Regions from separate parts of the Homo sapiens genome. Here regions 1, 2 and 3 are each linked to region 4. A link is a loop called in an ENCODE intact Hi-C map of the cell type or tissue named here. Cell type or tissue: endothelial cell of umbilical vein. All regions are shown on one strand. Each heading gives the region's core, and the rest is flanking DNA. Links, peaks and the distances in the headings are about the cores only. Region 1 has its middle 110 kb from the start of SPATA8. Region 2 overlaps LINC02254 (long intergenic non-protein coding RNA 2254). Region 3 has its middle 200 kb from the start of SPATA8-AS1. Region 4 overlaps LINC00923 (long intergenic non-protein coding RNA 923).

Evidence for each region. Peaks named below come from ENCODE experiments on the same cell type or tissue, not always from the same donor. Only the 100,000 strongest peaks of a DNase experiment are listed, where the experiment ranks them.
Region 1: a loop joins it to region 4, with 4 times the contacts of the local background. A loop is called at or near these places in 3 of 110 quality-filtered maps.
Region 2: it touches region 4 in a loop (2.9-fold over the local background); 2 of 110 quality-filtered maps call a loop at or near these places.
Region 3: it touches region 4 in a loop (2.9-fold over the local background); 2 of 110 quality-filtered maps call a loop at or near these places.

What each region holds. Positions count from the first base shown.
Region 1 is chr15:96,889,832-96,895,904 of GRCh38, forward strand. No RefSeq gene overlaps it. Among named protein-coding and RNA genes, the nearest start is that of SPATA8, 110 kb to the left of the region's middle. In endothelial cell of umbilical vein, for the core only: a CTCF peak has its summit at 3,690; DNase peaks (open chromatin) are centred at 1,490 and 3,510; H3K27ac peaks cover 308 bases.
Region 2 is chr15:97,501,137-97,507,209 of GRCh38, forward strand. All of the region lies in intron 2 of LINC02254 (long intergenic non-protein coding RNA 2254), which reads right to left. Among named protein-coding and RNA genes, the nearest start is that of LINC02254, 18 kb to the right of the region's middle. In endothelial cell of umbilical vein, for the core only: no CTCF peak of the experiment used is centred there; DNase peaks (open chromatin) are centred at 1,145 and 3,025; H3K27ac peaks cover 3,359 bases.
Region 3 is chr15:96,581,437-96,587,509 of GRCh38, forward strand. No RefSeq gene overlaps it. Among named protein-coding and RNA genes, the nearest start is that of SPATA8-AS1, 200 kb to the right of the region's middle. RefSeq lists an enhancer at 3,388-5,628. In endothelial cell of umbilical vein, for the core only: no CTCF peak of the experiment used is centred there; no DNase peak of the experiment used is centred there.
Region 4 is chr15:97,752,527-97,758,599 of GRCh38, forward strand. The region is part of intron 1 of LINC00923 (long intergenic non-protein coding RNA 923); the gene reads right to left. Among named protein-coding and RNA genes, the nearest start is that of LINC00923, 120 kb to the right of the region's middle. In endothelial cell of umbilical vein, for the core only: no CTCF peak of the experiment used is centred there; a DNase peak (open chromatin) is centred at 2,775; H3K27me3 peaks cover 411 bases.

The DNA of each region.
Region 1 (6,073 bases), core at 673-5,672, 860 kb before region 4:
ATTCAAATATATCTAGTATATTGCATTCTTCAAAAATAATCTGGGCTGGAATTACTTTTTATGTGGCACAGACCTCTCCTGTTCCCGGCAATTCCAGAAAGTTCAGAAGTCACGTGGGAAAATATTGTAACATGGGAAATTATACTTAATATTAAATATGCAATGAATCAACATACAATGGTTTGTCTAAATGTTGACAGAAATCATGTGAACCATATTTTTTATTATGTAGCTACCCTAAGATGGAAAATTGTTTGGTGTTCGTTTCCAAAAGGAATCCTTCGTCAGAATGTTTGTGGGCTTTATTTTTTTTTTCTTCTCTCTCATTCTCTTTCACTTTCTCTTTCTCTTTTAAGGTAATATACTTTGCTCTCTGTGAAGCCCTTTGACTTGAAGAAATAGTGATCTAAGATAATGTCCTGCCATCCAGAAGAATTGTAGGCACGGGAGAGATTGAAATTGGTGTGTAATGTTATTGCTTCCTTCATTTCATAACTGTAAAGCAATGTGCTAATCAAAGAGCCAGTCTGTGTGCACATGCGAGCTCTCTGTCTGGGAGGCAGACCTGATGCAGACCAGAACCCCTGCTTTCCAGGTGGGCTACAGTCTATGAGGCTCCTTCTGTGTTCTGTATTTTGACTTGCTTAGACTTTCAGATAAAACTTAAAGTTACAGCAATATCTTTTTTTTTTTTTTTGCCAGAGTTAAGTCAGATAAACTTGAATATTCAAGTTAATGTTTATTTACTGACTTACTTCAATATAGAATATTTCTTTTTTTCTTTAAAAAGAGTGCTAAGAATATTTCCGAGCTTTGCAGGATGCATCTCATTTGGGTCTCTTTTTTCTTACTGGGGCAAAGTAAATATACAAAATGAACCCCACACCATTTATATCAGAGTAAGAAACACAAACTTTAGATGTGATTTTAATATGATGCATGTGGGGAAAGGATTCCACAGCAACTGCTTAGTACCATCTTTCATTTATTTTTTTGCCTAGAATCCTGGACAGGGTGGGTCATTTTCTTCACGCATTGCTCCTGTTCACATTTTTTTTTCTTTCTTTAAAATTGCGGAGGCTTGGCTGTTGCTATTTGGTGTTGCTTGACCCTTCTGGTCTCGCAATGACTCCCGGGGGTGAAGGAGAGCTTCCTAAAGTTCTGAAGGAGAAAATTTAATCAGCAAAGTAATCATTTCTGCTGTGATGGAAAAAAGGAGGCCGGTATGAATGACAAAACAGCTGTGGACCACCAAAAAAGTCAACTGGAATTGGAAGGAGGGAGACCTAAAAAAAAAAATTGCTTCGAAGGCATAGCATTAAAGGGAAAATGAATCAGAAAAGAGATCTGAAGTGCTAGAATGCACTGCTTAATAACTTTAAATAGTCCATTGAGTCTTCCGGAATTTTTTTTGTTCTTCTTCAAGAATAATCTGCTTACATCGTTAAGACCTCAGCTAAGCTCAGTAACACAAATTACCAGATGTTGTATCCCCTAGTTTTTCCATCAAAAGACCAACCACCAAGCTTGTTGAAAGAGAAAGGTCATTGTCCCTCCCTGGCTATAAAACTATTTTTGCAACTCCTAACAAATGAAATGAGAATACCTTTCAGCTGTAGAAGGAACCTATCTCCCGCTCCTTCGAAGTCCCCCTGTTTGGCTTTGTTATTTTCTAATAACGCACTCATGTGTAAGCTAATAACGTGAACAGAGGGAAAATGAAGAGACTTAAAAAAAAAAAAAAAAAGGAAAAAAGCAGAATGAATTAGGGCAATTGAGGTCGCTCTGTTTCATTTTTGCTGGAAGGATTTTAGCCCTAGTTTTTACCTTATCGCTTATTACACAATTTACGATAAAATGAGATGTGATTCCATTCTTATTGTTGTGCTATAGTCTATTGAACATGCATATATAGAATTCATTTCAGATTTAAACACTATCTTAATTATAAACTGAATAAAATGGACAACCTATCAGGTTTTCTAAATTGCATTCTAACAAATAGTTTCATTTTTTATCACATTTCTACTGTTGACATATTGGGTATAATAATGTTCAGGGAATATTCCCTTTTAATGCAGTGTCTTAATTGTGCCAAAGTATTTCCCATGTGACAACTAATAGTTTATTTCTGACTTACAAGTTTGAGAACTTTAACCGTATGTCATGCCTTGCAATATTTTTCATGATGATCTGCTTAAATAACACTATCAGGAATTTTTTTTTGTTTTAAAATCACCTACAAATGATATATATTTTGCATATTGAAAAGACATCATAAGTATATTACATGTAACTTTCTATTTTCTTTAATAAATAATGTGATTGCTTGTATTTAGGATTCATTTACAGACACTTTTCCAACAAAAGACTTACGTACATTAAGTTGAAAATATTGAAAGAAATATCTCAATTGTGATTAAAAATGAAATACCCAGTTAATGGAATATAGAATGCAATTTTTAAAGAAAAACATATGTGCCAGAACCTGAAAAGTTAAGTCTTATTTTTATATTTACTCACTACAAACTGTGAACGTTGCTTTAAATGAAAAATACGTACCTGATTAAACATATAGTTTTAAAGTAGTCCTAAATATAGTATATTTAAAGTAATCCTTCAAAGTAATTCTGAGTTAATAGCATGGGTCCTAATCCTCAGAATGTAATGCTATGTATTCTTTAAAAACGCTGATTTGTATTCATATGATATTTTAAAATGTAAAAGAATAATCATGCTGAGAAAAATCTGACATTGGAAACTGAAGACAACATATAATTTTGTAATTAAAGGTAAATTTTTCATATGTGCAGCATTTGTTGAAGAATTTCTAACTTAAAAATCACTTAAATTTAATTTTACATGTCAAATACATAACTATTTCACTGACACAGGGGAAAGAATTTAATTAGCACTTTAATGTTAATTGTTTATTAATGTGTTAAGCTTATCAAACTGCCTCATTTAACTTAATAGATATTGCTATACTTTCGTATATTATTCTAATAAAGTATACAATTTGGATTTTTTTCCCTTCTTTTTCAAGTTCCCATGCAACACCTACACGTAAACCTGGCCAACTGGTCTGTTAGAACAGAGCGGGGTGTTTCCTGAAGTTTGAACCTAAACTATTAAATAAAACAGTTATCCTGCAAGACCCAAGAGCTATTACTGCCTACTAATGTCGTCTTGCAGATACTTTTTTTGAACAGTACACAAGAAAGTTGATTCATTTCTCTCTCTCTTTGACTATAAGTAGGGGGTTGTCCAACACACACACACACACACACACACACACACACACACACACACACAATTTTTAGTCATTTTTTTCAATTTAAATGATTTGCTATCACAGTTACTCCATCTTTTATCTCTAAAATAGTTTCAACCCTGTTAATGTGTGCATGTACTTTTTTCTTATCAGCCTCTCAGCAGCATTTGTGATTCATAGCAGCCATCAAAGTGATAATAAACTCATTCACAATACTAACAAACACGGGGCTCCCAGTTATTTACGAGGCAAATTCACTGCAAGGCTGGGCTGTGGAACGGGAGAATCAAGATGGTGTTGATTGATAAATTGACAGGTTAATTTACAAGTGGATAATAGGAGTTAGACCCAGAGGGAAAGAAGGAAGGTCTGAATTCTAGCTTGGTTGCACTGCCATCTGTCTTATGCCCAGAAAGCTGCAGGACTGCTGGCTGGCAGGATCAAATACATACACATTCTTCATAACTTAAAGACAAAGACCTCCATTTACTGCTTTTTGATGGGTTTGTTGCCTTGGTTCTTCACACAATTGACCCTCAATATGTCACAAACAGTGCCACGTCTCAGTGTTTTTTATAAGTGCCACTTAGAACATGACTTAGAATAAGTTATTCTGTCAGTTTCACAAAAACAATGAACAAAATTGCTTTCAAGACTATATTTCACAAATATTAATTGTCATTGGATTGTTGAAGAGTGAATGCATTCTTTCAGATTTCCAAAGCCTCTGAGATGTCCTTGTTCTAGGATGTACATCGCCCCCCACCACCCCCACAAAAAACACACATATACCTTTTCTTTTTCATCCTTGGTATTTAGATGCTATCGGTCTAGCTATTTACAAGATAGGGTAAAGCAAATTGTATGAATCTCATGTTAAACATTTGCATCACTGTTTTTCCTAGAGTTTTATTGTTGTAAATTTGAACATATTTCATAATTTTAAACAATAAGTTTACAAAGTTCTTTTCAAAATGGAGTACTAGTGCATTTGTTTATGTTTCATTTCCAGTGAAATATTTTATTGTACAGGCCAGCCATTTTTATTTTAGTTTTGTAGGAACAGGCCATTAAAAATCTTTTAGGTCTTGTGTAACAGGGACATATTATCATAAGTTCTCAGGAAATTGCCTCGATTGGGCTAGTGCCACTGTGAGTTAGATGGCAAATTTGCAACTACTGTCACTTTGGGAGAAAACCTAGTCTTTGGTCTTTTAAAATTGGTTGGTTAGCAGCAGTGGCTATGCTGGGGGCCTCCAAAATTGCCGGGCTGTGGTTCTTACTTGCCAGCACTTATAATTCTGAAAGTCGCCGGTCTCAACCCAAACCTTTTCTCCCCATATCGCTACATTGTAGGCGAACACCCTTCTCAGATTCCAAATCCATTTAATGCTTAGTTCATGTTAAAACTTGGTAGGTTTGAACAAATACTGAGGAGTTCAACACATTTTCAAAGGAAATTGAAAAAGGCACAAAAGAGCATGTCTGCTCAGCTTCTGCAATTCATTACGAAATGCCAACACTAATACTATTTTTAAACAGATTGCTCCTATTAATCAAGGTATTAAAATAAACTATTAAAATTATGCCTCTAGTTGAGTAACATGAGAAAGCCCATGGAAAATATCTGGTCAAGAATGAATGTCAGAAAAATAAAAACAAATAACTTTGCATGCATGGAATTTTATGGTGTCACAAGGTTAAAAATGTCCCCTTAAAGGGTAAATATCCTTTGAAAAGAAAATGCATTTATGTGTGAATGGGAGGTTGAATGGCCTTTACTGCTTTGTTTAAACATAGACAATCATCTTTGTAATTTTTTTTGGCAAGTTGTATATTTTTCAAAAGAGACTCATAAAAGATCGCATGTTTAAGATTGCTAATTTTTCTTGATGTGGTGACTTTTTTATTAAAAGGGAGTCTTTTCTTCAGTAAAGTGTTTAAGTAGTTTTTAAATTTCACAATCTACAGATTGAAAACCTAAATTCTTTCCTCAGACTGTGAAGCAAGGCATTTTCTTTCTGAGGACTACTTAAACTTTGCATTATATATTTTCTATTTAAAGTCTCAGTGACAACAAGTGTTATGCAAAATAGGAAAATAATTGATAAGACAGCTTATAGAAATGTATGCTTTTATACATATTTATATAGGGAATGTAATAGAAGAAAAATATGCTCAAAATTTAGTTTAATACTTATCTCCTGTCTCTAAATTCCAATTGTAAAACTGTTAGATTCATAGAGGCATAATTTCTAATATATTATACTTTTTAACTTAAAATATGTTAACTTCCTAGAGATTTGTTTTTAGTGAATAATTCTCAAACCTCATGACTCCACTAAGATGTAGCAGAACTCGTTTTCATCAGAAGCATGTTGACATGGAAGAGAATAAAGGCCCAATGCAAGAATGGGCAGTCATTGATAATTTTATTTGTTTAAAATTGTGAATTATTTTTAGTAAGTGGACTTCTCTCCCGTGCACAATTAAGAAGAGGCTTTGTCTTTTTTTCTCCTCAGGTACTAAAATAAATTCTGAAGCCAAGATAACAACAACAACAACAACAAAGATATCAGATCTAATATCCCACCCAATTTCTGAGTTAAGCCAGTGACAGGTATATTTCGAAGCAAGACTATTTAGACACATTGATTTTTGTTGTCACTTTCTTCTTATTTCATATGTCACATCAAGGCTTGGAAATCGGATGAATGTAAGAAGGGTCCGCTGATCACTGTTCCTCAGGAGGAATTTTCAAAGTCAGCTAGCTGTGCTTGATGAAAGTGGTCCTGCATA
Region 2 (6,073 bases), core at 299-5,298, 250 kb before region 4:
GAATGAAAGATTAAAGCTTAAAGAGAAATATGAGACTTCAAGCATGTCTAGTATCCAACTGGAACCATGAAGAGGGAGTTCACAAAAGGGTTACATAGAAGTTGTGGTCTCTGTGTAGCTACTGCCTCTGCAGGCTTATGGTAAAACATCTACTGGTGGGCCTATGGTTGCAGTTGGGCCACAAAGCCAGTAGTCAAGAAGATGAGTTGGATATGAAGTGGAGGAGAGAGAGGAAAGCTGGATTCATACCCAGTGGGTGACTTTTCTCTCTTCATCTCCAGGTTGATTGAGACAACCATCTGAGAACAACAGCCACCACTTGACTTCTGCTTCTGCAGCTCAGCAAGTTCCTCTTTGATCCCTATTGTGCTAGCTCAGAACCACACAGGGGAAGTGACACTGGGATGTGCAGAGCAGATCTCAGCCACAGGTCTGCAAATTTCTAGTTGTATGTCCTTACGCAGGGCATTTCATCTTTTTAGCCCTTTCTGCTTCTGTACAATAGGAACAGTATGATGGTTCTGTTCCATGATGTGTAAAAAATAAGATGATGTTTTAATGCAAACTTATTTAAGCATATAAAGGAAAATATTTTTCTTCTACATTAATTGCCTTGTATTAACTACTATACCATGCAAGACCCACCCAGACTACCTAATTCCTAGACGATATTTTATAATAATAGATTGTATGGTATTTAGAGAACCAGCAAAGAAAATAGATAGATAGCCTTTGAAGCTAGATCTGGGTATGAATGTTGACTCAGAAACTTACTAGTCATATATCCTTGAGCAAGTTGCTACACCTCTCTGATCCTCTGCTTTTTAAAGGGAGGATAATGGAAATTGGATAACAACACCTGCTCTTTAGAACTATTCTAGGGATTAGAAATAATATACTGGCCATTTACCCATAGTTACCACTTAATAAATGTTTGTCATTATTTCCATTATTATCATTCAGACTGCAAAATACCCAGTGCAAGAATTAAACTCACTCCTACAACAGTTACCTGAGCACTTAGAAAATAAATTAAAGTTGTCCATGTGTGTCCATAGACAGGCACTGTCCTCAGAGGATTTATGGCTTATTCACCTAGCTTTGTTTTGTTTTAATTTCCAGGGCCTGGTACAGGACGTGACTCATACTAGGCCCTCAGTAACAATCAGGACTCTGGGAACTTTGGCATGTACACATAAGCTGCCATTTTCCCCGCTCTAAAGTAAACCCATCAGAGATCTTGAAAAATCTGCATTTTTCTCTTTAGAATTCTCATGTAAGATGTGAAAGATCTGATCTACAAGACTTAGAAATGGACAAAGAATTGCACACATGCACACACAAAAATCAGTGCTGGGTAGCCTGGCTCTGCAAATGGCAAAGAAGAGTGCTCACTTGTCAGTAATCATTGTTTTACATACCTTAATTCTGGAAAGGGCACTATCCCCCTGAAAGTATGCACAGGTTAGAAGACCATTCCTTTACAAAAAACCAAACACCGCATGTTCTCACTCATAGAGATGGGAATTGAACAATGAGAACACATGGACACAGGAAGGGGAACATCACACTTTGGGGACCGTTGTGGGGTGGAGGGAGCGGGGAGGGATAGCATTGCTAAATGACGAGTTAATGGGTGCAGCACACCAACATGGCACATGTATACATATGTAACAAACCTGCACATTGTGCACATGTACCCTAAAACTTAAAGTATAATAATAATAAAATTAAAAAAAAGAAGACCATTCCTTTAACTAACCAGTATCAAGTCAATTAGCTGTTAATTCATGAACATATGATTGAGCATGTCCGTGGATCACCTGGATTATGGAATGAGAGTAAAAAAGAGATCTTTGGGATCAAGGCTATGAAATTGATTCTCCTTTTAATCACAATGAGTTCCTGGGAAACATATCACAAATATTGAAAGGCATAGAAATTATTATTCTTTACTTGTTCTTGTAAAGTTTACAAGAAATGTTTTTCAAAAGCATAGTATATTCCCTCCTAAGTATCATTCAGTCTAGTAATGCATTTTACCCAATATACCTCTGAGAGTACAAAGGGTTGTGATAAGGTTGTGCTTATAGGCTATGGCAGGCCATTGATTGGATTTCTACTTAAAGTTTTTCTTTTTAAGATTCTATCTAAAGTTGAAGACTTTTATAAAGATTAGCCTTGTAAATGTTGCTGTATATTTTCTGTGATGGTATTGTTAAAGATACTATTGATTATATTATATTTCTATTTACTTAGAGACAAAATCCAAAATATGAATTTTGAAATTCTTATATCTGGATATAAATACTGACATGAATAGCAATTATATTTTCTTCCTATAGAGTGTTCTGTTAATGAAGCACTTTCCAATTTACCTACATCAGTACATTTAATTTTTCAGTAACATTTTAACAACAGTTGTATTATCTGTATTTTAGCTAACACTATGACCAGAAAGAATAAATTTCCGAAGAAAATTTAATTTACTAAAATTCCAATTAGTAAGTAGAAGAGGCAAATGACCATCCACATGGTCTGATCTCAAGGATATTTATGGGCCATCCTAGTGTTCCACTTTTAAAACCAGTGTAGTCATCGCTCAAAACAAAATCTTTGTCTTCCTTAACATTTAAGTCAGAAACCAAACTGAAACATGAAAAATGTAGATGTGAGTTGGAAGTTGGCCCTTGTTCATTCTGTTATCGTTCTCCCGGTGCTGTTAGCCTCCATTGCTCTGAGTAGGGTGCTGGAAAATAATATAAAAGTTTGTGTCTCCAACAGGCAGAAGTGCATTCTCTTTTACTTGTTCAATTAAATGATTTGACCTAGAGGCAACAAACAGGTTAAGTTTTTGGCTTTCAAAATTGGCCATGATTTTTCTTTCTATTAGGAATATTATGAGCTGCTGAAATTCCATGTAATGGATGTAAAAGTCAACAAAAAACAAAAAAAGTCCTTAACTAGCAAAGACTCTGTTTCCTGCCAAAGCAAACACTATCCCTAAAGCATCATTGAAAGGCGTTCTTATCAGAAACAGGCCAGACATATATAAAATCTAATTACGGAAGAAATATATTCTAGAGAAAAGAAATTGTGACACTGGTGAGTCATAGCCTCATGATATAGATGGGAAATGACAGTGACTCATAGCTGTTGGTATCCCGTGCTTCAAACTGGTTTTAGCTTGACTGGCCCCCACATTTGAAACATCTGCACATGACTAGAAGTCTCAATCTGCTTAAATTTCAATACGTCAGAAAACTAAATCCACCTCTACTTTGTCTTCCACCTCTATGGTTAGTTCTTCATAGTGTTCAGAAAGTTCATTTAAAAATAAAGCTAAATTTAGGTCATTCATCTGCTTACAATCTAGGAACACATCCCAAAGTCTTCCACATCCAAACATACTCTACCCTATGGGGTCCTGCCTTCTCTGACTTCACATATTATTCTCCCTACAGCACACTGCATTCTAGCTCATGGCCTTCTCTCTGGTCGGAAATAAACCAAGCTTGTTTCTATCCCATGGACTGTGTGCTGAATCCTTCCTCTGACAGGAATGCTCTCCCGCCTTCTTCCACCCCCTTTTTTTTTCTTCTTGTATTTCATTCTCAGGTTAATGTCACCTTGCCAGGGAAAACTTCTCTCATCACTCTATCCAATGTCTCCATTTTCAGAATATATACTGAATTCAAATACTTCTTCTTCTCTCTACTGTCATTTAGCAACAAACTTCTTATCATTTCTTGCTTGGATTATTGCAATAATTTCAAAACTGGATTGCCTTCTTTCAGTCTTGCCCTGCTTCCACAGTTTATAAGTATAACGTCACTGTGATCCTTTTAAAACATCACCGTCTAATTCATGTCATTTTTCCTCTTGATATATTCCAAGTGTACCCCCTGTCACATAGAACAAACATCAAAATTCTTATATTATTCTCCAGGGGCCCGGGTGGCCTGACCCATGACTCTGACATCATCTCCTACCTACATCTCTTGCCTCTGCTCAATACCCTGAAACTAGATTCCTGGCTATTTTTCTCTTTTTTTTTTTTTACATTTTTTAAATTATACTTTAAGTTCTAGGGTACATGTGCACAACGTGCAGGTTTGTTACATATGTATACATGTGCCATGTTGGTGTGCTGCACCCATTAACTCGCCATTTACATTAGGTATATCTCCTAATGCTATCCCTCCTCCCTCCCAACTAACTTCTGCCTCAGGTATTTTGCATTCTTCCCTCGAATAGCTTCACTACCCATTCTCTCACTTTCCCCCAGTCTCTGCCCAAGAAAAAGCTTAGTGAGGGCTTCCTTGATCACCCTCTAAAACACTAATAATCACTCCAGTCCCTATGTCAACACTGCGAATCTCTCTTACTATGCTTGGCTTTTTAACTTTGCACTGATCACTATCTGCCGTATTCTACATTTAGCAACTTATTTAATTACTATTTATTGTCTATCTTTCTGCAGCTAGAATATAAGCTCTATGAGGGCAAGGACTTTGAAGTTTTTGGTGCACTGTTCTCCCCCTGGTTTCTAGAACTGTGTCTAGTACTCCATAGGCACTCAAATATTTGTTGAGTGAATATTGTATGATGGAGTCTTTTTCTCTTTACTAATCTAATCCTCCTCTAGTCATTCATTGCAACAACAAAACTTCCAGCTGAAAATATTCAAAATCTCGTGATAGTCTCTCCTCCTGTAATTGCCTTGAAGTCTTCTTAGCACCCAAGACCTTAGATTCCCTTCCCTTTACCACAACGTCATTGCAAACATTTCCTTAGTATTATTTCTGACTTATAATTCTAGGCCAGCTGGCCTTTACTACTAACTCATTCTGTTGCTATTACATGATTTTATGGACACCCATCAATCCATCTTCTTGTGTACTGTTCGAGTATATTTCTAACCATGTGACTCCTTGGCTTGAGAACCTTAAATTACTCACTACTGAAGGCACTGCTTCTTAAATATTTTATAGTAAAGTAGTAGCTTCTCCCCCAATTTACCTCAGATTGATATTTGTGTAAAACATAATTAAAAATAAATGAAAAATGGGAGCTACAAATGGAGTTCAAGTTTATTGTTAGATTTGGCAGATATAAAATTATACTTTAATTACTATACTCAGGATAAAATAATGGAAAACAAAAGAATTTGAATGGCTTTAGTCACTGAAAATATAAGTACAGACAATATACAGAGAAAATCTTTATTGTACTCATAATTTTCTGTTGTTCTGTAATCAAAAATTAAAAAAAAACTAAAGAAAATAGCTAATCCCCATATTGAATGCTTATAAGTATATTTTGAACCAATACTCATATATGTCCATGTGTAAATCATAATTGTGAAAAATTTGCTTGCTTTTGCTTGTTAACTCATGTAATCTATATTGAATTGTGGCAGCCCTACCTGTGGTTGATAATGTATACCTGAATTGTTTCCAAGTTTTTTTTCTAACAATACTCAAAGGAGAGAAAGCAATCTTACAGTATGTTATGAGACTAGAAGAGGAGATTTTAAAGCAAGCTCAGAAAATTCTTTTATTTTCTTTTATTCATACTGAAGCAAATAATGGTATATTATAAAATTTTATTTTTAATTCTTCATTGGTAGCAAGTTCCAATCTTCTAATGTCCTACATAAATCTGAGTTTTGATTGAAAAGATGAAGCTTGTATCCCTAAATTTCCTATGTGTCATTCAACTTTTGATAGAAAGTAAAAATTTTAAACTGTCCACCAACTTGTAGTTTGTACTATTATGACCTTTTATAAATGTGCAAGATCAAGACCATCAACTTTTTATTAAAAATCATTGTTAAATTATGAAATATGTTAAAACAATCTGTAGAAACTCTGTTCTTACAAGGTTCTAATATTTGCTTTTGCCCTTCAATTTTACCTTCTATTTGCGTGGGAACATTACTATTAATTTAAAATACCAAAGATATGACAGAAACAAGCAGGTCTGGTTGTCCAATTAGCATCTTTTAAAAAGTTGGGTCCAAACTGGTGACTTCTCTTACAGAAACACTAATAATTAATCTTCCAGTTTA
Region 3 (6,073 bases), core at 748-5,747, 1.2 Mb before region 4:
CTAATTAGAAATGCTTTTCATATCTTCTCTGTGCAAGGGCTTAATCTGACGTGAGTCTGTGAGCGAGGGCTTGGGGACCGGTGTTAATTCTGCATTCGATCTCAGTTTGTATGGAGGCGGGCGGCGCTGATTGACCGCACCGAAGCACAGATCCCATGACCTTGCAGGGATTTTCATGTGAGGTGTTAATTGAGAGGGTGGGTTAATCTTTGAGCATCATTGTCCCCAAGCTCTGGGCAAAGTTTGTGCTTCGTTTCCTTACTCAACAGTACATTTGATCTCTACCTTGTCCCTCCATGACAGTTTCATAAGCCCACCACAAACTCTCTCTTGATAAATTTGTTGGGGGAAGATAAGCTCTTGCCCTCTTGTTTGATTTCATGAGCTTGTTTTTGTGCCCAGCTCAAAAGGGAGAGGAGTGTCTCACCGAATTATATTCAAGTCCTACTTAGAGACAGATAAATGCACATACAGTAAAGATCTCAGCTTCTCCTTCTTGCTCCTTTTCCTGCTACGGCCCCTCCCTTTCTTTGCGTGGTTCAGTCTCTCAGGGAAAAAAAGACATGACTTATCTGTCGGGAGAGGCAGAGCATCAAACACTAGAAGCAAATGGGTGACAAATTTAAAGGAAAGATATCAATGGTATTCCATTTGAGTGCTGTGAAAATGTTATTGTTTATTCCTCTTTTGGGGAAAGCCTAAAATAATGAGAAAAGCAATGAGATATAGGGGATAGTATTTCTGTAATAAACACACACACATACACACACACTCTGCAGTGTTCATATAGCACTTGTGTAATGGGCAAAAAGGCAGCCTATTCCTTTTGCTTTTTAAAAATAAATAATGAATGACTTTTTCATGTGTTATTGTATAGGCCTGTCTTTTCTATCGTGAGGAGTAAATTTTTACTGGAGGCAGGATTAATGTATACTGGCTGACCTTAAAAATGACTCCCAAGTGAGCAGGAAGGTAGTTAAAAGAAGCAGAAGTAATGGTATTCACACAGGAAACACAGAAAACGACAATGATTAAAAAAAAGATTATGAAAGAAGCACAAACGTTAGCTGTCCTTGACATGCAATGCGTTTCTCCGATGTGTTTCATTACAGCAGCTGTAGATGAGTTTAATTACAATGCTTCAAGACCCTTTTTGGCGCCATTGCTGAAACGCAGAGAGAACTCAGTGGGACTGTGGACAGCCACAGCCCCTGCCCGCCTGAGGGGCTGAGGGAAGAGGCGGGGGCTTGTCACACAATGGGTCACTGTGCCCTGCCAGTGGCAGACTTCCTCTATCGCCTTCTCTGCCTTGGCGAGGCAGGGGTACCGAAAGAGGCAGAGGTGTCAGGCTGCTGGTGCAGAGAAGTTGTCAGTTTCCCTGGACACCACCAGAATAAGATGCAGCCACTGCTCCAGTGTGAACGAGTGGCCTCCCCACCAGCTCCTGCCTGCACTGTGCCCCCTTTTCCAGCCTGGCTTTTAATTATTTCGAATAGTCTATTTAATTAATATGAAACAAAAATTCTGTTATTCGAATTGAGTTTATTTCAAAGATATTGATAAAGTAATATTCCTCCTCATCCTTGTGTTAATAAGTTAATGGTTTTAACATTTAAAGACGTCTCATGGTTCTGATAATAAAACTAACCTTTGGCCAACACAGTTACAGAGTCTTTCGCACACACTGACTGACTTAATACACTGACATCTAATCACTTGCTGAACGAATCCCTGGATATTCAGATTCCTCCAAATCACACAGTTTTAGTGGCTGGAGAAACAGAAACTATTTCTAATTTGCCAAACACATCATAAAATTATTTGTGTACTTGTGTTGTGTGAGAAAAGTTATTTATTAAAAACCTGTTGTTTCTTCAAAAGCATTATCCTTTTCCTGTATTAGATTTTTGACTCCTTTGCAAATGAAGAACTTGGATGTAATATGCATAGATATATGCCTAATTCCAGCCATGGTTAAAAGCAGCAGGCTCATTTCAAGACGCTTTTATTTCATCCATTTGTCATGCATTTGCCTTAAAAGAAACCAAAATCCTATAGTTTCATTAGTGTTGCAATCAGCTTCCTTATCTTGAGGCCTAGGGTCGGGGGTAATGCCACAGGGAAAATCAGTCTTAAAAAAGCAATCTTTTCCATCACTGGCTCTAAGCACAAGAAGGCTGCTATGGCACCCCAATATCCAATACCTGGTCACGGTTTCTGCTGCTTCATTCTGAGCCCAGATTTCAAATTAAAGTTTGACTTTGGCTTCTCAAAGGAAAAGGTTTCAGGAGCCGGGTAAACAGCCTCAGCCTGCACCAAGGGGATTAAGAGGTAGGGCCAAGAGTGGAGGGAAATTGAGGATATGACAGAGGCCACAGTGAGTTCAAACAAAATTTGGCCTACAGAATGCAGGAAAAATCCCCTGGTGACAGGTGCCATCTTGTGGGTCATTCTGCCACTCTGCCTCCTGCCACTTTTTATAACAAGAACAGATAAAGGAGAACTGGATGCTTAGAGTCTTAGAATTGGAAAAGTAATTCAAGAAGATGTGAGTGGAGTTGGCTCTAGGCTTTTCACGATACTGTAAGCATCAGTATTTTGCTTTCCAGCTTTGAGTGCTATTAAGAAATTTAAACGAGTGTATAGAGGGAGAAAAAAATAAATGTGTAACAAAAAAATGTCTATTTGAAGTACAGGATGTAATCATTTCTAAACATCTGAAAATGTTTGCTTCTTGAGAGACATGTACAAAGTAAGTTCTTGCTTGGGCAAGACCCAGACCCCAAAACTACTCCAATTAAAATTTGTCAATCTTAAGGAATGTGTTTCTAACATCTGTAAGCATTTTGAGCTCAGGCAGATATTCTGGTCAGCAAATTTCTTCAAGATAATTACCTTTGAACTGTCTCCCATGTAATTCACAGGTCCACCAATATAAGATCTTATCCCTTTCTCTTGAATTGGATGGTCTAACAAAGAAAAACAGAAATACACTAAGTAGCTAAGAAGTTGGCACTAACAGTAGAGGTTACGGTTCATTTTTACAAAACTCATGGGGTTTTCACACTTTGCCAGGAGATCACGCTCTTTAAACATGCAGGAGGAGACATATTTCTTTGGAAGATGGGGGTGGATGCAGCACTCCAGTGCCAGCCTCAATGTCTATGGTGCAAATGTAAAAATGAACAATTTTTCACCATAGACACTGGTCCTGGCACTGGAATGCTTTGTAACAACATATTTCCCTCCTAAGAAAATTACTTAAAACTAGGACCCCCAGTCTCCATGTTGTATCGGTCAATGCAATTTTATAATATATAATACAACGTTGTCTTTACACATTCACATATAATATATCTCATTATTTTATAGACAATTGCATTTGGACTGCAAATTTCATTGCCAAGTCCTTAAATATCCAGTAGGGTCTATGTTTCTTGTTTCTTGGGTTTCAAAGGATAATTAACTTAATAATGAGCTGCTGTGAGCCTTTATATTAGCTTAGTTGAGAGCCAAATTGCTAAGTATCTGTGGGGTTGGAATCATAGGTCTAGCCTTCCATTTGGTTAGTTCCAGGCCTTTATCGGATTGAGGGATACACTGGGACTTACGTGGCAATTCCTGACAATGGGATTATGTTGAATCATTTTATGCTCCTCACCGAAACATTTTGGTACTTTTCTGGAACCCCACATTTTCTGCTGTGTGTAATTTTTGAAAGAGAACGTGAGTATTGCCTTCACATTCTTCATGGGAAACTTTTTGACATTTTAAAAAGAGACCACGAGAAGTTTATTAAAGGGTCATAAAAACAGGTTACTATTGAAGATGGTCCTTTCTTTGCATCTTGGTCTTGCCAGTTTCATCTACCTACCCATGAGAGGAATATTCAACAGAGCTAGAGAGACTGCGTGTTCCATTATGAACCAGCTTTGTGATCCCAGCCCAGGGTTTTTATCTGAGCATGAACAATCTGGCTTTGCGGGGCAAGTGTGTCAGCTCGCCCCCAGAATTTCAGCATCAGGCCGGGGGCCTCTGCTGCTGAGCTAGCCTCCACCCTTTGAACTTCTCCACCTTCCCACCAGTTCCCCCAAAACAACTCTGCAAAAGACAGGAGTCAGCCCCTGAAAAGCATACCAGGCATTTTAAAACACAACCCTGACATTTCCTCAGCATTTCCATAGCTAGGACTCTTCCCGCATGCAACCTTCCCCGCTACCCCCCTTCAATCAAATAAGGCACCCGCTCTCTCATGCTACTGCAAAGAAGGAAGAAAAAAAAGTTGGCAATTTAATTCAAACAAAAGAAGCTTGAAATCTATAAGCACAGCAACTCCGAGGCTTCTGGCAAATAGAATTCTAATTAGTATGCTGCTATTTTTCTTTTAGACAGATGAGCGATGCCCCCTATTGACTCTAGCAGGCAGGCTGGTAAGGGGAAAAAAATAAAATAAAGGGGGGGGGGCGGTGGGGGCTAGCCAGCAAACACTGCAGATTGCAAATTATATTGCAAACCTTGCCAAGTCCCAGCTCTTGGCATCAGATTTTTAATGACACCCTGGAAAAGGGAAAAAGAAGCCCTCAGCTAAGGGATAAAAATGAAGGGTTTTACCCCTGTGATAAGTCTTCTCTTAAAACCCAAATGGCCAAGCGCACATTAGGGTTTTAAAATATTCATAGATAGAAGTGAAAATGAGGATATGAGGAAGTACATTTGTTGCTTGGTCAATTGACAACTCATTCTGCATGTTAATACAGAGCGATGATCTAATTTTAAAGAGATAGCCTTTTTTTTTTTTTTTTTTTTTTTTAAGCATGACTTTTGATTACTCTGAGACTGAGGGCAAAAGATCACAGCGAAGGCTATGATGACACAGACACTACTTTCTTTTGATGTAGACCTTGGACTACTTCTTTGGTCAAGAATTCTGGGGGCTCTAAAACTATGCTTCCCTTCTTATGTAATCTCTCTGATGTATCTCCACTGAGGACTTTGATACCCCCCCTTTTTTTCCCATCTCTTTTTTCCTTCTATGGTACATGAGGCCCTTCACAGTTGTAGAATCTTACACACAAATAGATCACCACACACAGGAAGGCCCTTCCTTTTAATAATTAGGCCACCTTCTGTTCTGGGGAACCTTTTTTGGCATACGTATTCCCATGTTGAAGGTCTGCGAAGCACCAAGGAAAAGCAAAAAAATTGTTAAAGAGCAAAACATTAGCCTCTATCCAGGCAAAGATAACATCATGGTCTACATAATAAGAATCCCATGAAATTGTTTCTAATTGAAAACTTTGAATCTATAGTCTAAAACATTCATCCACAGACCAGTTTGCAGCTGTTTCGGGTGGAGGTGGAGGAAGTTACGAATCTATTCTACTTATTTCTTGGTACAAATTTAAATTGGATTTTGTCTTTTCAGAACAACATCAGAGGTGCAGAAAAAGCATTCTAAAAAATCTACAAACTGTTTTGACTTTTCTAGTTGAAATATCAGGCTTCTCATGCTTTTGTCCTGAGTGAGCAGAAGGATATATGTTGATCCTGGAGGTAGGGTAAATTTCCAGTGCAAAACAGTGAGAACTCTTAAAAAGCAAAATGGTAAGATTAAAGGCAAAATGCGGAGCCCTGGTCAACGCAGGACTCCTTACAGTGAAATATGGGAAGTGAAAACAGGTTGCGTATGTCTGTGGTCATGCTATCCTAGAAGCAGTGCCAGGGTGAATTTACAGAACCAAGTGGAGTGAGCCAACCAAAGAAGCAAAGTTAAATTCCCCCCCACCCCAAAAAGAATGGAATATTTAAAAATTTATCTTTCAAGAAGAAATTATACCCCAAACTGTAGAGAAAGCTTTTGTCGTTGTAAGAATAGGCAGCATACACTGAGGGCCTCCTGGATGCCATTAGAATCAAGGGTTTCCTTGGAAAAATATAGAACGAATGACACTAGGTCCCACCATGCAATCTGAACTCTATTTAGGTGAAATAAATCTATAAGCTATTTAGTTGAAAAAGTGGATTTTTTGTTATATGTAAACTTATTTAAAACGTTCTATTTAAAGCAATCTGT
Region 4 (6,073 bases), core at 468-5,467:
ATGGACTTCACAAAATGTTCCAAGAGCATTAATAGTGAAATGGACTGGGTCAGGAACCCAAGTCACAAAGGGTCTCTGAGTAGTTACTTCCCCAGCAGACGGCCATCGTTGCAAGGGGCAGCTGATCTCCTTTTTTGAAAGCTCCATTATGTGTATTTACAAAATAAACAATGCATGCAAGTTCATGATTGTCATCATTAATAATAAGCATTATAGCAAACCGTTAAATAAATATACATGCCATAGATGTCTGCCAGACCCATCACTCCTTTTTCTCCTACATCAGATCCAAGGCATTGTCTTTGTTGAATTAAAAAAAAAAAATCACTCTTCATGAAACAGCAGCAACAACAAAATAGAATCATTATTTAAAATAACTCACCAATGTTCAAATGCTCGGATTTTAAATCAGATAAGTCAGCAAGTTCAGAGTTGGGGTGAGAACTTGCTCTCATTAGTCTCACGTTTGCAAGACGCAACCACAAGCCAGGAATGTAAAATGTTCTCAGTGCTTCAATAATTAACTATTTTTCAAAGGAAAAGACAAGTAAATAATATGATGTTTTATGAGTTCAAGTTGAACAACTTGTGTGCTGTGCAATACTTCTATCATGATACTCTCCAAAAAATTGTTTTATGAGCATAATATTTGCTTACTGACAAATTCTGTCACATCAAGAGATTTTTTTAAAAAAACGCAACGTACCTTTGAGTTTCAATTTGATAATCTAGAAATCAGTATACAACTGTTCAGATATCTTAGCAAGTTTCTTATTTAAAGCAAGTCTCTAAAAGTTTTACATTACATGTTCATTAAAGAAGTACATATGATTCCAGCCTCTCATTAAATAATATTCAATTTTAAAAAAAAGAAAGCAAGAAAAAGTATTCCTTAAAGCAGTACTTAACTGATAAAAATTTATATATTAAAGAACTAATGCTTGCATGAAAGAGCTTAAATTTTACTTTGTTACATTTTTAACCCATGCAGAAACACTGAAGCAAGAAAAAAATGTACAACATATTTTTATACGTTGTTTCTACACATATAGGAAGAATAATATATGTGTCTGTGTGTGCTTGCGGCCTGTGTGTGTGTGTGTACATATGTATATAAAATAGAAAAAGAACATTAGCGTTATTTGCTAAAATAAAAAAGAACATTTAGTCCTGTCTGAGTTTTTCCTTTAAAGGGTGATATAAAGATTTTGTAGGGAAAATTCATAGATGACCATTAGTTATGATTATTTTACTAGCTAAAGAAGAAATTCTTTGATAGTTCTAGATACCAGCACGTTACTTTCTTTTTACATAGAGCTTTTTGTTATGGGAGTAACAAGAAAAATTTTCAGACATTCGTTTCATAATTCTTGGCCAAATTTCCATCAGCAGAAGAGCAAATTTGTTGATGACTAAGCAGAGATTCAGAAAGCCCAGGGACCTGGCGAGGGTCACACAGCCTTTCTGTGATAGGGCGTTGATCTCCCAGCTTCCATTCACTCCATAGGGGAGTACAACTCTGTTCATGGATCCCATCAATTGAAATAAAAACGAGAGCGAGAAAGAGAGAGAAAGAGGGAGAGAAAATGAATGGGAAAAAGAACGTGCTTGAATGGACTGTATGGTTTGCATGAGACTCGTGCAGAAATTGATATTTTGCCTGTTTTTTTTGTCTCAGAGATAATCTTAGAAAATGTCTGCCTAAGCTTCTATCAGGGGTGTCCCAAAACTTGGAAATTAGCTTCTCACAGTCCTGGAGAGTCCCAAAATGTTAGCAAATTAAAACAATTTGTCTCCCTGGAAGCCCGGGGTATATTCACTGCTTAGAATTGAAGAGGAATAAGGGACCCACATGTGCTTTTGTGACTAACTGCTCTCCACAAACAACTTTTTAGACAGGCAGCCAGCCTAAATACGCTGCTCAGAGTTAGATGGGAAAAAGGTGTTGCTATGCTAGATACTTAAGAACCTAACACACAAGAATATCATGCTACACTTTCTGAAAAACAAAAAAAAGTGGGGAAGGGGTGGCATCAGCATTATCTTCCTCTTTCCAAATTAAACATCAACATGTTTTATTTTCCACATGTTTTGGACATACATCCACTTTTAAAGAATATTTATTAAGGCTTGTGTGTCTAAAAATACAGGCCCTTCCTCTATTACAAAATTCCCCAAAAAATTCAAAGGGAGAGAAAAATCTCACACAGATAAAAATCTCCCAAGCTGACCATTCCTGAACAAACTTTATTTTACAAACTACTAGGAAAAAATAATTAATTCAGCGCATTTATGAAGAATGCACACTTTTATTTTAAAATTCATAATGTCTAAGTACAAAAAGGTGCTAGTATAAAGAAGAAAATAAGATTTTTCAATGCAATGCTTCATAGAAATATTTTCTATTCAATTCAGTCATGTATTTTTAAAATTTTACACAAAATTAGTATATCACATTTTGGAATTATTTAAAACAAACCAGACCTTTCATTTACACACACACACACACACACACACACACACACACACACACACACTTCCTACCACAAATTTCTAGAGGCCAATAAAGAAACAGCATGGTAGCATTCAGGCAACATAAAAGTATTTGTTACTCATTATCGTCTATTTAATTAGGAAGTATTATTTCCTGTTTTTCAAATCAGCAATTTCTCTCTGAACAATAGATTAGGATACACCTTCCAATAATAATTAGAAAAAAATCATCTACTTCCAGCATATTGAAGGGTGAAAGTCCAGCTGCCACTGGTAAAATCTATGGTATCCTACCGCCATCTACTGACCATTGCTCAAATATTATGATTTAAAGGTACAGGTTTAAATTTATAAAATTAAGGAATTTTCAAAAGAAAACACTTTGAAAGCTCTACTGGAACAACTCATTACTCTGGCAGTTGTTCCAAATGTTTGAAAATACTTCCCTAATCTGAACCGAACTCGATCTACCTGTAAATACCACCTCCTGGGCTTTGCCTTGGCCTCCACTGGTATAAAGAGGATGCTGATTTTCTCTTAAACTCTTCAGAATTCGGAGGGCAATGCTCAAGCCCTTCCTATCTCTTCCCACCCACCCACCCAACACACACACACACACACACACACACACACACTGTCTCTCTCTCTCTCTCTCTCTCTCTCTGTTTCTGTTTCTCTCTCCCTCTCATTCGCTCAGTCCCTTCTTCAATCTAAGCAGCCTACCTTTCTTTATTAGCTCCACATCTGATGTGGTTTGAAGTCCCATCAAAAGCCAGATAGCTGTCCTCTGAACAAACTCTTTCACATACTTTTCTCATTAAATGCTGCATCTGAAAGAAAATACTCCGCAGAATAGATAGAGCACCTCCCTTTGCATGCTCTACCTTTGTCAATGCAACCAAAGGTCACAGTCAATATTTTGGCAGCTATACACACCATGTAATAACTTGCACTCAGGAAATCTCCTAGATCTTTCTATCTGTGCTACTGGCTGCTAAGCTATGCTCCCCTAATAGACATATGCAGTTGTATTTTTGAAACTAAGAAAATATCCATACATTCATTCAGTGATCTAAGATATATTCTTATTGGTGATGGTTCATGGTTCCAGCCTGTCATACATTTGTATCCTAATTCTGCTATCTTTTCCAATTTCATAGTGGTCTTGTATCTGTTATTGATCAATATTATTTGTGTAGTTATTTATTTTTCAGACAGAGTCTCACTCTGTTGCTCAGGGTGGAGTGCAGTGGCAGGATCACAGCTCACTGAAGCCTTGACCTCTCAGGTCCAAGCAATCTTCCCACCTCAGCCTCCGAAGTGGCTGAGACCACAGGCATGCACCACCACGTCTGGCTAATTTTATTATTATTTATTTAACTTACCATCAGCTACTCCCCTCCAAACCACTTTTCTGTATTTCTCTGGACATCCTCCAGTATGATCAGTATGGGAAAAGTTTCAAGGATGTCATTCAAGTGCTTTGTGCAGTGCCTAGCACATGACAAAACCTTGATGTGACAGCTCTTCCTATGATTATCATCAATAAAAATAATTAGTACAAATATATGATACAAATTAAATCTATGACATAAATAACCACGAAACAAGTATCAGTTCTAATAATACAATCATTCAATCAATTGTCATTTGCAACTGAAGCTCATCTTCTGCCCTTTCTGCTCTTCACGTAGGCAAAGGAGATCCTCTCCTCCAGCAGGACCCTCAGCTCCCAGAGGACATCATCTTAGCAGGAGTCTCAGTGCTTTTGGACAATTAGGAATCCTCTTGCAAAATGTCCCTTCCCACTGCCCCCATCTTGGCTTCAGATCTTCTCCTAAGAGACATTCTTCCTATTGAGGAGGAAGCCACATTCTGAATCAAAGAGAAGGTGGAAGCAGAAGAGAAGAGAAAGAGCCTGCGTCTTCCGCCCAAGCTCTGCAGCAACTTTTGGAGCCACTGAGCTGAGCCAGGACCTCTGTCTGCTGCTGGCTCCACCCTTTGCCGTGAAGGCATCAAGCAGGTGACACCATGTCCCTGAGCCTGTCTCAGCGCATCCTGGGACTGGCACAGACTGACACAGCTCCGGTATACAGTCCACGTTTTCTGTTCCTTGGCACAACCCAGAATGAAGATGTTTAGGTCAGAGTTATTTAGTTTTAATAAAACCCTGTATGTACTGGGATCAAATAACTCATTTTTAACTCCTGAAAATTGGACCAATATTGACAGCTTTTGCTTAATCCAGAACAGCTCATTGAGAAAGGGGTCAATATCTCTCCCACTAGGAAAAAAAGACAAATTGAACATTCACCAAAATTTCAATATTTCGTTAAAATAAATGAGTTTTTAAATACTAAAAACAAAATTCAATGGTTTAAAAAGTCCATTGATGTAGGAAAACCCAAAAGTCACCTAACAAGTAAAACAATCCTCTTCTGATACATGTCATAAGAACCAGCTAAGACTTCCAACCTCTGGCTAAATGTTAGGGCCTGGAACAGCACATTTTTATAACAAAGTTATAAAATAGATGGGAACCAGAAATAAGAGAAACAGGCACTAATGAAGGCTGATTTCAAAAAATACCTTATTTGGGCACTCTGGCAGGGGCAGCCAGAGAGTGGAGCTCTCTCAGACGGCTGGTCTCCTCGCCTGATTTCCAGAGGTCTCTAAGGCGCTGGGACTGGCAGTCTGGACCTAACTGCAGACCGCAGCCAATGCAGATCCTCCAAGGCCAGCACCAGCAGCCATACCTGACACACAGGAAGACTTGCAAAAATGCAATGGAAACAGCAGGTGGAAGTTTCCATGTTTTCTGCTATATGCCCCTCTCTCCTGCTTCAGTCTCCTATCATGAGCCTGCACTAATGAAACCAAGTAATAGGTCATTGTTCTCCTTATACTGTACTACTTCTTCCCCCTTCATCCAAGTTCCTCCAAACTCCTAGGCTCATTCATTCACCTTTCCGAGCCTCTCTCTTTCTCTCTCTTACTCTTGCTCTATCTCTCATTCTCTTTCATTGAAGTTTTGTTTTGAAATCCATATTTCATGTTATAGAATTATAAATGAAAACACATTTTAAGAAAGAAAGACCTGAGCTTCCTGCTTTACCACACCCGGTTTTTCCCTAGAACTCTTAACTCCATTGATTTTTCCCTTTCAGCAGTTACTTCTATAATCTCTAAAGATGTTGTTTGCACAGGTACTGCTATTTCTTGATGTATCTACTTTAGACATTATGTATTTCTTTTATGCCCTTGCTTTCATTAAACATAAACTTGGTTTAGTAGGGCTTTTGTCTATTATATTTTGTGCTCTATCTGAGGATGTATTTGGAGCGACTACAAGTTTTGCTATTTCTGTCTTCCATTTTTTCCCAAAGAAGTAGCAGATGGAAAGCATAGATATAGGTGCTTCCTCATCTGGGAATCTATTAAAGTATGCATCTTCATCCTGAAGTGCTTACCAAACAAATCCTCTCCACTTAAACAGCCATCAGGATCATCCCATTTATTCTGAGGAAGAAAAACTGAGGAAAACTCCATTTTTCTATTACAGCTATCATAGCTGAGATTG